3 separate regions of the Homo sapiens genome follow, and regions 1 and 2 are each linked to region 3. Evidence: chromatin contacts called from ENCODE Hi-C or POLR2A ChIA-PET data. All regions are on one chromosome and are shown on one strand. The core of a region is the stretch at or near the end of the contact, and the rest is flanking DNA. Distances in the headings are between cores, read along the strand shown. Region 1 holds the start of URGCP (upregulator of cell proliferation). Region 2 overlaps CCM2 (CCM2 scaffold protein). Region 3 overlaps NUDCD3 (NudC domain containing 3).

The links. Hi-C counts contacts between places; a loop is a spot of excess contacts on that map. ChIA-PET counts read pairs that join two places held with the same protein, here RNA polymerase II (POLR2A). Pooled maps may share reads with other maps.
Region 1: a loop to region 3 is called in a pooled map, with 3 times the contacts of the local background. The contact joins the promoter of URGCP here to the enhancer-like site in region 3. A Hi-C loop is called at or near these places in 1 of 50 pooled maps. POLR2A ChIA-PET finds 5 or more read pairs at or near these places in 2 of 52 experiments (GM10248 and activated T-cell).
Region 2: a loop to region 3 is called in a pooled map, with 2.3 times the contacts of the local background. The contact joins two enhancer-like sites. A Hi-C loop is called at or near these places in 1 of 168 maps with a recorded cell type or tissue (CD8-positive, alpha-beta T cell), 1 of 37 single-sample maps with no recorded cell type and 5 of 50 pooled maps.

Annotation. Positions count from the first base shown.
Region 1 is chr7:43,904,609-43,908,139 of GRCh38, forward strand. It overlaps URGCP (upregulator of cell proliferation), which reads right to left and starts at 1,988. Exons shown (of 6, transcript NM_001077663.3): 1 at 1,954-1,988. The coding sequence starts at 1,967. URGCP-MRPS24 (URGCP-MRPS24 readthrough) reads right to left here and starts at 1,988. Exons shown (of 7, transcript NM_001204871.2): 1 at 1,954-1,988. The coding sequence starts at 1,967. RefSeq lists silencers at 1,764-2,193, 2,254-2,413.
Region 2 is chr7:45,019,340-45,023,284 of GRCh38, forward strand. The region is part of intron 1 of CCM2 (CCM2 scaffold protein); the gene reads left to right. Among named protein-coding and RNA genes, the nearest start is that of CCM2, 21 kb to the left of the region's middle. Within about 2 kb of position 2,477, at least 2 of the 41 ENCODE cell types and tissues checked have a DNase peak (open chromatin) inside an H3K27ac peak, as active enhancers do.
Region 3 is chr7:44,459,197-44,463,148 of GRCh38, forward strand. All of the region lies in intron 2 of NUDCD3 (NudC domain containing 3), which reads right to left. Among named protein-coding and RNA genes, the nearest start is that of NUDCD3, 29 kb to the right of the region's middle. Within about 2 kb of position 2,300, at least 2 of the 41 ENCODE cell types and tissues checked have a DNase peak (open chromatin) inside an H3K27ac peak, as active enhancers do.

The DNA of each region.
Region 1 (3,531 bases), core at 738-3,237, 550 kb before region 3:
ACTTAGGAGCTATGTCTGCCAGTGTACATAATATGTGCATAGCTTACCCCACAAAATGAAATAAAGCAACAGTCATGAGTCACTTAACAACAGGGATACATTCTGAGAAATGTGTCATTTGGCAATTTGGTCCTTGTGTGAGCATCATAGGGCAAACTTACACAAACCTACATCGTAAGGTGTACTATGCACCTAGGCAATATGGTACAGCCTGTTGCTCTTAGGCTACAAACCTGTACAGCATGTTACAGTATGAATACTGTAGGCAACTAACACAATGATAAGTATTTGTGCATGGGACCACTGTCATATAACGTGGTCCTCCGCTGTCATTTTGTGGTGCATGACTTGTATACTAAAGGTTTTGAGACCTCAGCTTTTGCAATGGATATCCCGCAGAAAATTATAGATTACAAACTGCAGACTCATGGGGGTCACACAAATAATCACAACCGCAAATACCAAATGTCACCAACTACAGGGACACAGTTTAAGCCCTACTGGCTCACAGAAACACCAGTGAAGCATTAAGTCCACCTCTGACCCATGTCTACAAAGTAGTGTACTTGGGCACCAAATGCACCACTATTTTTTTTTTTTTTAAAGCTTCGTTCAGGGCAGCCCCACACAGGTTCAGCCACCCTCAACATTGCCTCCAGGAGGCTCTGCCCACCCTTTCCTGACAAGGGGGAAAGGAATGCTGCAGGACCTTGAACCCCTAGGTCAATCAGCCTGGCCTTCCCAGGGATGGTTCCCTGCTTACTCTATTCATGAGCTCAAAGTGCTGGGTAGTCAGCTGGCAATGAAAAGGCCTGGTCCCGGAAATGACCACTGCCCCAAAGCCTAGAAAGACAGCAGGCGGGGTTCAAATTCAGCTTGCTTCATTCAGGCCCACTGTACTGAGCCAAATCACCCCAGGGCATGGCTCAGGCCTCATCTGGAGGAGGCACGAAATCCATGATCCCGGCCCCTTAGCACCGTCCCCTCCCCACCCCTACCACTGAACACACACCTGTAAAGCTCTTTGGGAACTGTTCTGAATGGCTATCACAGCCACTAGATCCAAGACCCTCTGAATGATGGGTAACAGTCAAAGAAGAATTTTAACAACTAAAGCGATGACCTTGAGCCTAATTTCTTTCTTTGTAAAATGAAAGTGTTGGACTGTCATTCCCAAATTTCAGTACTAGTAAAATTATCAAAACAAAAAACAAAAAAATAATGAATTACTGAGGTTTTAGTTTGCCAAGTGAGAATTTTTTCTCAAAAATTACAAACTATATGTGTCGCCATCATTTCCTAAAAGGAATAACATTTAAATCAAAAAAGTTGAAAAGAGGTAATATCAAAATAAGCGCAGCCACCCCAAGGCAGGCCGGTAGGCAATGGCCCCGACCAAGGAGATCCCGGAGCGGCTCTCCGGCTGTCAGCAAAGGGTCTGCATCTGCCCGGATCCTGACATTCTGGGTACGTCTCAACGACGCGGCAAACAAGCGTCCACTCCCAACGCGAGCAAGTTTAAAACCCAGGAACATCGATACCAGGCGCCGGAGCGAAGCATTTCCAGGCCTCCGCGGGTTGCCCCGGGCCGCGGCGAGGACCCGCACCCCGGTTCCCCAGCCGCTCGCCGGGCCCTCGCTCCCGCCGCGCCCCGGGCACCTCCGGGCCTCGCGCCCTCCCCGGATCCCCTAGGCCCGCGTACCCGGACCCCCGCATCCCGGGGGACCGCTGTCCTCCGCCGGCGCCCCCGCCCGCCCCCCACGCCCGCGCGGCCGGTCCGCCCAAGGTCGGCGCGAGCGGGCCGTGGGCCTGGTGGGCCTGGCGGGCGGGGGCGCCCCTGGCCGGGTCCGGGCCGCATCCCAGACCAGAGCCCGCAGGCCAGAGCCGCTCCGGGTCCCGCTCCCGTTCCTGCCGGCAGCCGCGGGGGCGCAGGGCCTGCGAGGCGGCACTCACCCGGGCGACGCCATGAGCGCAGCGAGGTCTCCGCTCCCGCCTCCTTCGCTTCCTCCGCGCGGCCGCGGCTCGGCGCCGGGGAGGGGCCTGGCCCGCCGGCCGCCCGCCCGCTCCGGGACGCGCTCCAGGGGTGGAGGTGGGGTGAGGTGGGGTAAGGTGGGCCCGGGGTCCTCTCGGAGCAGCCCGGGGACAGCTGGGGCGGGGTGGGGGCGGGGCGGCCCAGGTCAGCCCGCAGCCCGCCCAACGCCCACCTGCCCAGGTGCCTGGAGGCCGGAACTCGCCGGGCGGTGCCTGCGGTGCCAAAAGCTGTAGGATAACCTGCCCCAGGGCCTTACTGAACTTCACACCTTTCTGTAATTGGAGTTTAATTTCTGTAAGAAAAGGCTTTTCTTTAGCCCTGAAGCGTAAGGCCTTATTATTAAGCAAAACAATAACTTTCCTACTTCTTACTTGCAGTGCTGTGTTGGACGAGTTGCTGGCCTCTCTGAGACGGTACCCATTGTAAAATGTGTATAAAGTGGCCTTGTGAAGCTCTAGGCAATGCGAAGCACTTTTATTATTCTTTATAGTGTGTTATTAAGAAAAATAATGAATCTGCAGTTCCTCCAGTGAGGTTTCACAACTATTCTTACAAGTTATGAGTCCTTAGGCAGGTAGATTTTTCAGCTTCAGTTCTTCTCTCTGCAAAATGAGTTTCCAAAAATGATCTAAGTGAAAATGCTTAATAAAAAGCTCTGGACAATGTAAACCATTGTTGATAACATTTTTAGTATTATATTAAATATCACTGGCCGAACGCAGTGGCTCACGTCTGTAATCCCACCACTTTGGGAGGCCGAGGCAGGAGGATCGATTGAGCCCAGGAGTTTGAGATCAGCCTGGGCAACATATTGAGATGACCCCCTGCCCGCCCCGCCCGTTTCATTTTTAAAAATAAAATTAAAGTTAAAAGTAAAATATCATTAACAACCACTATTTAAAAATGTTTACTACTATTAAGAATACAAGACAGCAAAGCAGTGATTAAAACCTTAGCTCTGAAGCCAGAATACCTGTGTTGGAATCTGGGCTCCACCAATTACCAGCCCCAGGAGCCCCTGCAAGATAGAACCTTTCCAGGGCCACAGTTCCTTATTTGAAAAATAAGGCTAAAAATAAGTCCCTTCCTCTCTGTGAAGATTAAATGAATTAATATTTGTAAACATTTGTAACTATTTTTAAATGTTAGTAAACATTGCGTGATGCATGGTCTCTTTTCCTCCTGGGAGAATCCAGTCAATGTTTCTGAGCCTCCTTGTCCTCTTCGGTAAAGAAATTCATAACTGCTACCTTGAGTTCAGAAGATAATTAATGCTCTGTAAATGGGAGCTGATAGGTAAAGCCACGCGAACTTGTGACACCCAAAATAAGGACAAATCCAGGAGGACCAGAGTTAGGAAGAGTTTGAGGAATGGGAAATCCTAAATCCTAAATGCCTGATTCAAGGGAGTAATGAAATGAAGGAGATCAAACTAAAAGAATTTTTTCTTTGTTTGTTTGAGACAGGGTCTTGCCCTGTCACCCAGGCCAGAGTGCAAT
Region 2 (3,945 bases), core at 1,227-3,726, 560 kb after region 3:
TACAGGAATGAGCCACCGCACCTGGCTGGGTTTTATACTTTGGTTTGGTAGATCAGTTTTGATCTTTGTCCTTACTCTTAGGGTAAATTTCTTAGTCCTGGAATGTATGTTTTACTCCTAAGATGTGGCCTTTGTGGGGTTTCAAATGGATAGTCTCAAGTGTTTAAGGTACTGATTAAGCCCCTTTAACTTGGCAGGACTTGGACTCCAAACTCTTATCTACCCTGCAGCTAGGGAGAGCTAAAATCTCAGCTTTTTTTTTGAGACGGATCTTGCTCTGTTACCCAGGTTAGAGTGCAATGGTGTGATCATAGTTTACTGTGACCTTAAACTTCTGGGCTCAAGCAATTCTCCTACCTTAGCCTCCCAAGTAGGTAGGACTACAGGCATGCACTATCTGGCTAATTTTTATTTTTGTAGAAATGGGGTCTCACTATGTTGCCCAGGCTGGTTTCAAACTCCTGAACTCAAGTGATCTTCCTGCCTTGGCCGCCCAAAGTGCTGGGATTATAGGCATGAGCTCCCGCACCCAGCCATCAGCTTGCTCCTTCAACCTTCAAGCTATCGTGTCCTTTCTGGGCTTGTGGGAGTCTCACCTCCGCTTACGCAGTTCAGGGTTCAGCCAAAGATTTGAGGGGACCTTATACTCAGACTTTGGGTTCCTTTTTTAGTGGGTTCCTCCTTTCCTATATTTCCCTCTCAATTTCCAGCTTCTTTAGCAGTCTCAAATCCTCCTTTAACCTGTCAGGCCAATAAAATTGCAGCTTTTTTTTCTCTGCTCCACTCCTCTGAGACTGGGGCATACTCTCAGGAGTAAAGCAATATAAAAGTGGATCTTGCCCAGTGATGTTCCCTTCTTTCAAGGGTCATATAAATTCCAAGCTTCTTTTTTATTTCTTGTTTGTCTCCAGTGTCTTTAGAAGATTGTTTTTCACATTTTATCTAGAGTTCATAATCTCGGTCTGTGAGAAAGTTATTTTGATACAGTCTACTTCTCTCTTAAGGGAATAAGAACTTCTTTGGGTTTATTTTTTCTTGACAGTGTGTTTTGGAGCTCTTTCATTATAGATATATAGTTTCTTTATTCTTCTTTAGGGTGGAATGGCATTTTTATCTGTGGGCTACTGTATTTAAACAGCAGCCCTCCTATGGACTTTTAGGTTGTCATTTTGCTTAAAAAATAATGAAGCAATTAATTTTCTAACCTGTCATGTATGTAATGCATCTGTAGGATTAATTCCCGAAAATGCACTTGCTGGGAAACATAAGTGCATTTGTAATTTTAGTAGATGTTAACAAATTGTTTTGTATGGTAGAACCAAGGTTTATTCTTTTTTTCTTTACCCACCTCTCAAGAGAACAGTTTTTATTAGGTGAAAGTGGTATTTGCTAAAAATTTTGAGTATTTTCCAAAATGAACTTGTTAAGTTTTCTTACTAAAAAATACATTTGTATCTCAGAAGAAAGTAGCAAAATATATTATATGAAAAAAATCACACCCACTAGAAACAACTGTTATTAGTCTTTCACGTTGCTTTCCTGTTTGTGTATGCTTTTCTGTGTTAGCAGTAATAATACAGTCTTATTACCTTGGTATTTATTTCAAACACTTGCTTAGTGCCCACTGTGTAAAGAGCTTTCTGGGGAGCTGTCACTGCCTGCCTGAATCTCCCTCACTGTCTGAGGGTGGTCTTAGTGCTCATGAGGTCGAGAATATCGAGTGCTGTGTCAGAAGGGCAGAGGTCAGGTGGATTTAAAGCTGTTGCACCAAAGCCAGGTGTGGCGACATGCCTGTAGTCCCAGCCTACTCATGAGGCTGAGGTGGGAGGATGGCTTGAGCCTAGGAGTTAGAGAATGCAGTGAGCCATGATTGTGCCACTGCACTGCAGCCTGGGTAATAGAGCAAGACCCTGTCTCTAAAAAATAAAAAAAATAATAAATAGGCTGGCACGGTGGCTCACGCCTGTAATCTCAGCACTTTGGGAGGCCGAGGCGGGCGGATCACCTGAGGTCAGGAGTTCAAGACCAGCCTGGCCAACATGGTAAAACCCCCGACTCTACTAAAAATACAAAAATTAGCCAGGCATGGTGACACATGCCTGTAATCCCAGCTACTCGGGAGGCTGAGACAGGGAGAATTGCTTGAACCCGGAAGGTAGAGTTGCAGTGAGCTGAGATCGCGCCACTGCACTCCAATCTGGGCGACAGAGCGAGGCTCTTTCTCAAAAAAAAAAAATAAAATAAAATAAATAATAAATAAATAAAACTATGCATCAAGCACCATCTCCCTGTCCCCTGGGTATGCCTTTGGAAGTGCAGTTTGCAGAGTGAGTGAGATGAGGCAGGGGAGTAGGAGGAGGAGCTGAGGAGGAGAATGGGGCAGGGGAAGATGAGACAGGGAGGAGGAGGAGGGGAGGAGAGGGGAAGGGATGAGAGAGGGAAGGAAGGTGGAGTCATTGTTCCTGCTGTTGCCTTGCGTGGCTGTGACAGCTGTTGAAGCTGTCTTCTCACAGTTTTGCACACTGTGGGTTATGATTCATTAGTGGCATGTGAAATCAACCATGTAGGTAGCAACCTTTTTTTCATGTAAGAATTTAAAGGATACAAGTATAAAGTTAAAGAACTTAAGGAAAAATTTTGCTAGATTCATTTTGAATTAGAGCTGTCACGTATTTCTTAGCTATCTGCATGGAAAACACCTAGAAGCAATGACAGTCCAATAGCAGTGGAGCACACCTAGGACTTTATTGTAGTCTGAATTGTATGTCAAGTAGTGTGGTTACAGTAAGTGAGGGGATGTAGCTTTTTGCCACAAAATCTGTACTTTGGAAGGTGAATGTGAAGCAATGAGAACAAATGGAGATTATTAATCTGTGCTGTGGTTGGCGTTCAGAATTAGGCCACATTTTAGTATGTTTCATGTGGGGATCATTATTTTTTTTTGGACCAGCTTTTTTTTTTTTTTTTTTTTTTTTTTTTTGAGATGGAGTCTTGCTCTGTTGCCCAGGCTAGAGTGGAGTGCAGTGGTGCGATCTCGGTTCACTGCAAACTCCGCCTCCCGGGTTCACGCCATTCTCCTGTCTCAGCCTCCCGAGTAGCTGGGACTACAGGCGCCCACCACCGTGCCCGGCTAATTTTTTGTATTTTTAGTAGAGACGGGGTTTCACCGTGTTAGCCAGGATGGTCTCCATCTCCTGACCTCGTCATCCGCCCGCCTCGGCCTCCCAAAGTGCTGGGATTACAGGCATGAGCCACCGTGCCTGGCCTTTTCTTTAGAGTTTCTGATGAATTGCTTTTCTTTTTTCTTTCAAAAGAAACATTAAATTTTAAAAAATTTCAGTAGCTTTTGGGGTACAAGTGGTTTTTGGTTACATGGGTGAATTGTATAGTGATGAAGTCTGGCTTTTATTTTATTTTTTGAGACGGAGTCTCATTCTGTTGGCCAGGCTGGAGTGCAGTGGTGCGATCTCGGCTCACTGCAACCTCTGCCTCCCGACCTCAAGCGATTCTCCTACCTCAGCCTCTCGAGTAGCTGGGATTACAGGTGCCCACCACCACGCCTGGCTAATTTTTATATTTTTAGTAGAGACGGGGTTTCACCATGTTGACCAGGTTGGTCTCGAACTCCTGAGCTCAAGTGATCCACCAGCCTCGGCCTCCCAAAGTGCTGGGATTACAGGCATGAGCCACCTCACCCTGCAAGTCTGGGCTTTTAGTGTACCCATCACCCAAAAAGCGTACATTGTATCCAGTAGGTAATTTTTCATCTCTCACCTCCCTCCCACTTTCTCCCTTTCTAAGTCTCCAGTGTCCATTATATCACTCTGTGTGCCTTTGTGTAGCCATAGTTTAGCTCCCACTTATAAGTGAGAGAACCATGCCCGGCCCAGACTTCTTTTTTTAAATGTTCTAATAAAACTTTATTTACGGCTGGGTGCAGTGGCT
Region 3 (3,952 bases), core at 1,050-3,549:
TTTTTTCTTTTTTTTTTTTTTGAGACAGGGCCTCACTTGGTTGCCCAGGCTGAGTGCAGTGGCACGATCATGGCCCACTGTAGCCTTGACCTACAGGGCTCAAGCAATTCTCCCATCTCGGCCCCCTGAATAGCTGGGACTATAGGCATGCACCACCATGCCTGGCTAATTTTTCAAGACGGGATCTCACTATGTTGCCCAGGCTGGTCTGGAACTCCTGGGCTCATGCAATCCTTCTGCCTCGGCCTCTTGAAGTGTTGGGATTACAGGAATAAGCCACCATGCCTAGACCTGTGGTCATGTATTTTCTAATATTATAATTGTCTAATAAAGAACTAGCAAATATAATTGTTTTAATCAGAAGAAAATTGAACAAGGTAATAATAGTGATAGAACTGGATAATTCTATTTTCCAAATTTTCCAAATTACTTTTGTAATTAATTAAACAACTGCTTTCCTAACTGTCACACATCTATAACATATGGTGGAGAAGAAGATACCATTGCTAAAAGCAACACAAACATTAACTGTATGGCTACTAATGGATCTGAGGACACATGAGATTTGTATATAATTCTTGAGGGCAACTTTCTGTAACTGAATTTAATGACAGAAAAAAGGAAGCCACCAACAATAGAATGATATGCTTCCTTTTAACAGGAAAATTTAACGAGAACAAAACTGATCATACTCTTCAAGTTAATATGGAGTTTTAACATAATATCAATTAAAGTCCCCAAGTGGTATAATACAAAACTTGATCAAGTCACAGTGGAATTCATTTTAAAGAAATCAAACAATATTAAAGAACAGTCTTGAGCCCTTTAGTAGACAATGGAATGGTATATTTAGCCTACAACATTAAAGCAGAGAGAAATTTCTAAAATCTAACATAAAGAAAATCACTGAAGGCAGTATCGATGTGGTAAAATCCCCACACTAAATTCAGTGAATCAACTGATAGAAGAAAAGCAGTGAATAAGAAAATGTGAGGATTTGTAAAACTACAGAAGGATAATATCCAGACTCCCATCAATGAGTAAGTGGAGTTAATGAGTTAACAAAGTAGGAAATAACAACAGTAAATCACTGTGTAGAAAATGTAATCTTTCTATAAATAAAGAAATGCAAAGTAAACTATAAGCTATCATCATAACTGTTTAACTAAAATTTTAAAACATATTTCTTACCTGGTATGACTAAGTACGGCCTGCCCTAGGAAGGAAAGCATATAAGGCCATTATGAACATGCTCTACTGCATTAGCAGGAAGTGGGCAGCTACCACAAGACTCCAAATAGTATGCCAGACTCTACCACGTGCCCTTTTTAAAAACCCACCAGCATATATAATACTTACCAACACCAAAACTAGACTAACCAAGAAAAAAAAAATTTACCACTGACTACATCTGGGGTTTTAAGCCACCTGAGGTTCTAAACCTATTTATGTCACTATTTCCCCCTCAAAAAAATAAACAGCTATCTCAAAAACGTAATATGAAGATATGAATGAAATTAAGATGAAAAGGATAGGATGCTTTAATTTGGGGGGAAAGAAAGAGAAAACAAAAGTTTAAACCCTGGATCCAGTACTAACTCTAACCTATACTAAATTTCACAAATACTATAAAACATTACTCCAAATGAATTAACTCTACACTAGTCAACACTTGGCAAAAACGCTTTTTTGCAAAATCTGCATTAAAGGATTTTAGTTTTCCTCCATTGGAAAATCTTTCATTATTTTTAAAAATGTATTTGAACGGTGTGATAATTCTTTTCTCCTACCACATATCCTAGGTAGTCCTAGACAACAGGCCTAAAAACCCGACGGGTTCAACTCTGCTTATCTCAAAACGCTCCTTCAAGACTATACCCCTCCCAAGGGGATTCTCTGGACACAACTCAAATGCTTTCTTCTATCTCCTTGCCTTCCAGGAATCCCTTCCTCCCTTCTCCTGGCTTCTTCGGCCCTGCACCCATGAAGGCCAGCACAGGCATCACCTTCTCCAGGAAGTATTTCTGACATTCCAGAAAATGGGTCTGGACCCTTCCTCTGCATTCATCACATGGGATTGCAACAGTTTGTCCAAGCTCCCCCTAAACTGTGAGCCCCTTGAGCATCTCCCACTCTATATGTCTGACTGCTAGAACAGAGCCTGAAACATCATAGAAGGTATGCCACATATACATGGGATGGGAGGATAGAAGGGCAAGCTGCATATGAAGAGAAGTCTTCTCTTAAAATCAGTGTGATCTGCAACAGGAAAAGGCTGTCTCCCTGTGGGGGGAGGCACACTCATAAAGACTAAATCATTTCCTGCCTGTTAGGGATGCTATGGGAAGGACAGAAAAGCTACCATGATTGAGTCAGCCGCAGACACATGGTACAATCTGACCTATACCATTGAAAGTGAAGGAGCCTTTGAAGAAGCACCAAAGAGAGAGAGAAAGGAGTCTTTCACCAGCCATGTGACATGCAGAATGGCCACACCTCAGCCATAATGGTTGAAAGGGGGAGGAAACAAAGAAACAGAAAGTTTGGGATCCGGGCCCTAACCCAGACTGTGTGAAAGCTCATTTTCTCAAATGCCAGAAATGCTTCCTAGAGAAGGTGGTGCCTGTGCTGGCCTTCATGGGTGCAGGGCCACAGAAGCCAAGGAGAAGGGAGGAAGGGGTCCTGGAAGGCAAGGAGGTGGACCGTGTAAAAGCTGTCCACAGTTGGGATGGACACAGTTGGGATGGGACAGTGTTCAAGTGCCTGGCTCCGTGGTAAATAAAATCAGGGCTCACATGATTCAGGTGCATAGGCAGGTGGTCCCTGAACCCAGGTAGTCTCCCCAAGAGATGTTCTGAGGCAGTCCACAAATATAGCACATGCAAAGCATATTATCAAACTCAGAGGACTTCCACTGCTCTGAGATAGGAATTATCAGGGACATGTACACACACACTCTCTCTCTCTCTCTCATATATACACACATACAGAAAGAGAAAAAGAAATGCGTATTACCTCTCTATCTTTAAGAATATTTAAGGTAACTTTAGTCAAGGAGCTGGGTACATTTTGCTTACAAACAACATTTCATGAATTGCTATGAAATTTTATAGAAGCCTAATTTCCAGGGCTCGAGTTACAGTTACTGAACAAATGTAACCATAATGTGTGCCACTAGCATCTCAACCACATAATTACCCAGAAAAAATTAACAGATACATAACTTATACTCTAAAATCCCCTAATGACCACATGTTCAGAAAATGTTCCTAAATAGGAAAACACTGACCAATATTATTAGCTTAACTTTTCAGGGAATAAAGACATCATAAAGCAGATTATTCCAACTTTTCAAATATGAATGAAAACAGAAAACTCCTACTTGATCAGCAGCTCTCAAAGGGAGGGTAGGCCCTGCCTCCTGGGAGTTTGGGAGTGTGTGGGCAGCGTTAGGTGTCCTTGGGGCAGTCAATGGGCACTGTCCCCTGCCCTGCATTACCTTCACACATCCCATTAGACATGCAGGTAGACAGAAGCTGTTTAACATTCTTCTGAGCCTGTAACCTAACTCAATTTTAGATAAAAACCCAAATAATTTTTTGCATGCTTTTATTATATCATGAATTTTCCAGGAATACAACATGTCTGATTCTGGCCTTTACTAAAATGTAATTGCCTTTTTGAAAATACTCATCACCAAAGCAACACTGCCTGTGTATTCTGGGTTACCAATCAAGACACAACCAGGCTGTGTGTGTGTGTGTGTGTGTGTGTGTGTGTGTGTGTGTGTGTGTATACACAAAGATACAAAAGATTTATAGTATCTTTTGCATTGTATGAGTGCCCATGGCCCTCATGAGATAGCTGCTGGCACTGAATATATGACACTAAGCGAAGGCTACACATGCAGCCTGGGTGTGTCTTGACCCCGATAGGGTCAGGAGGCAGAGAT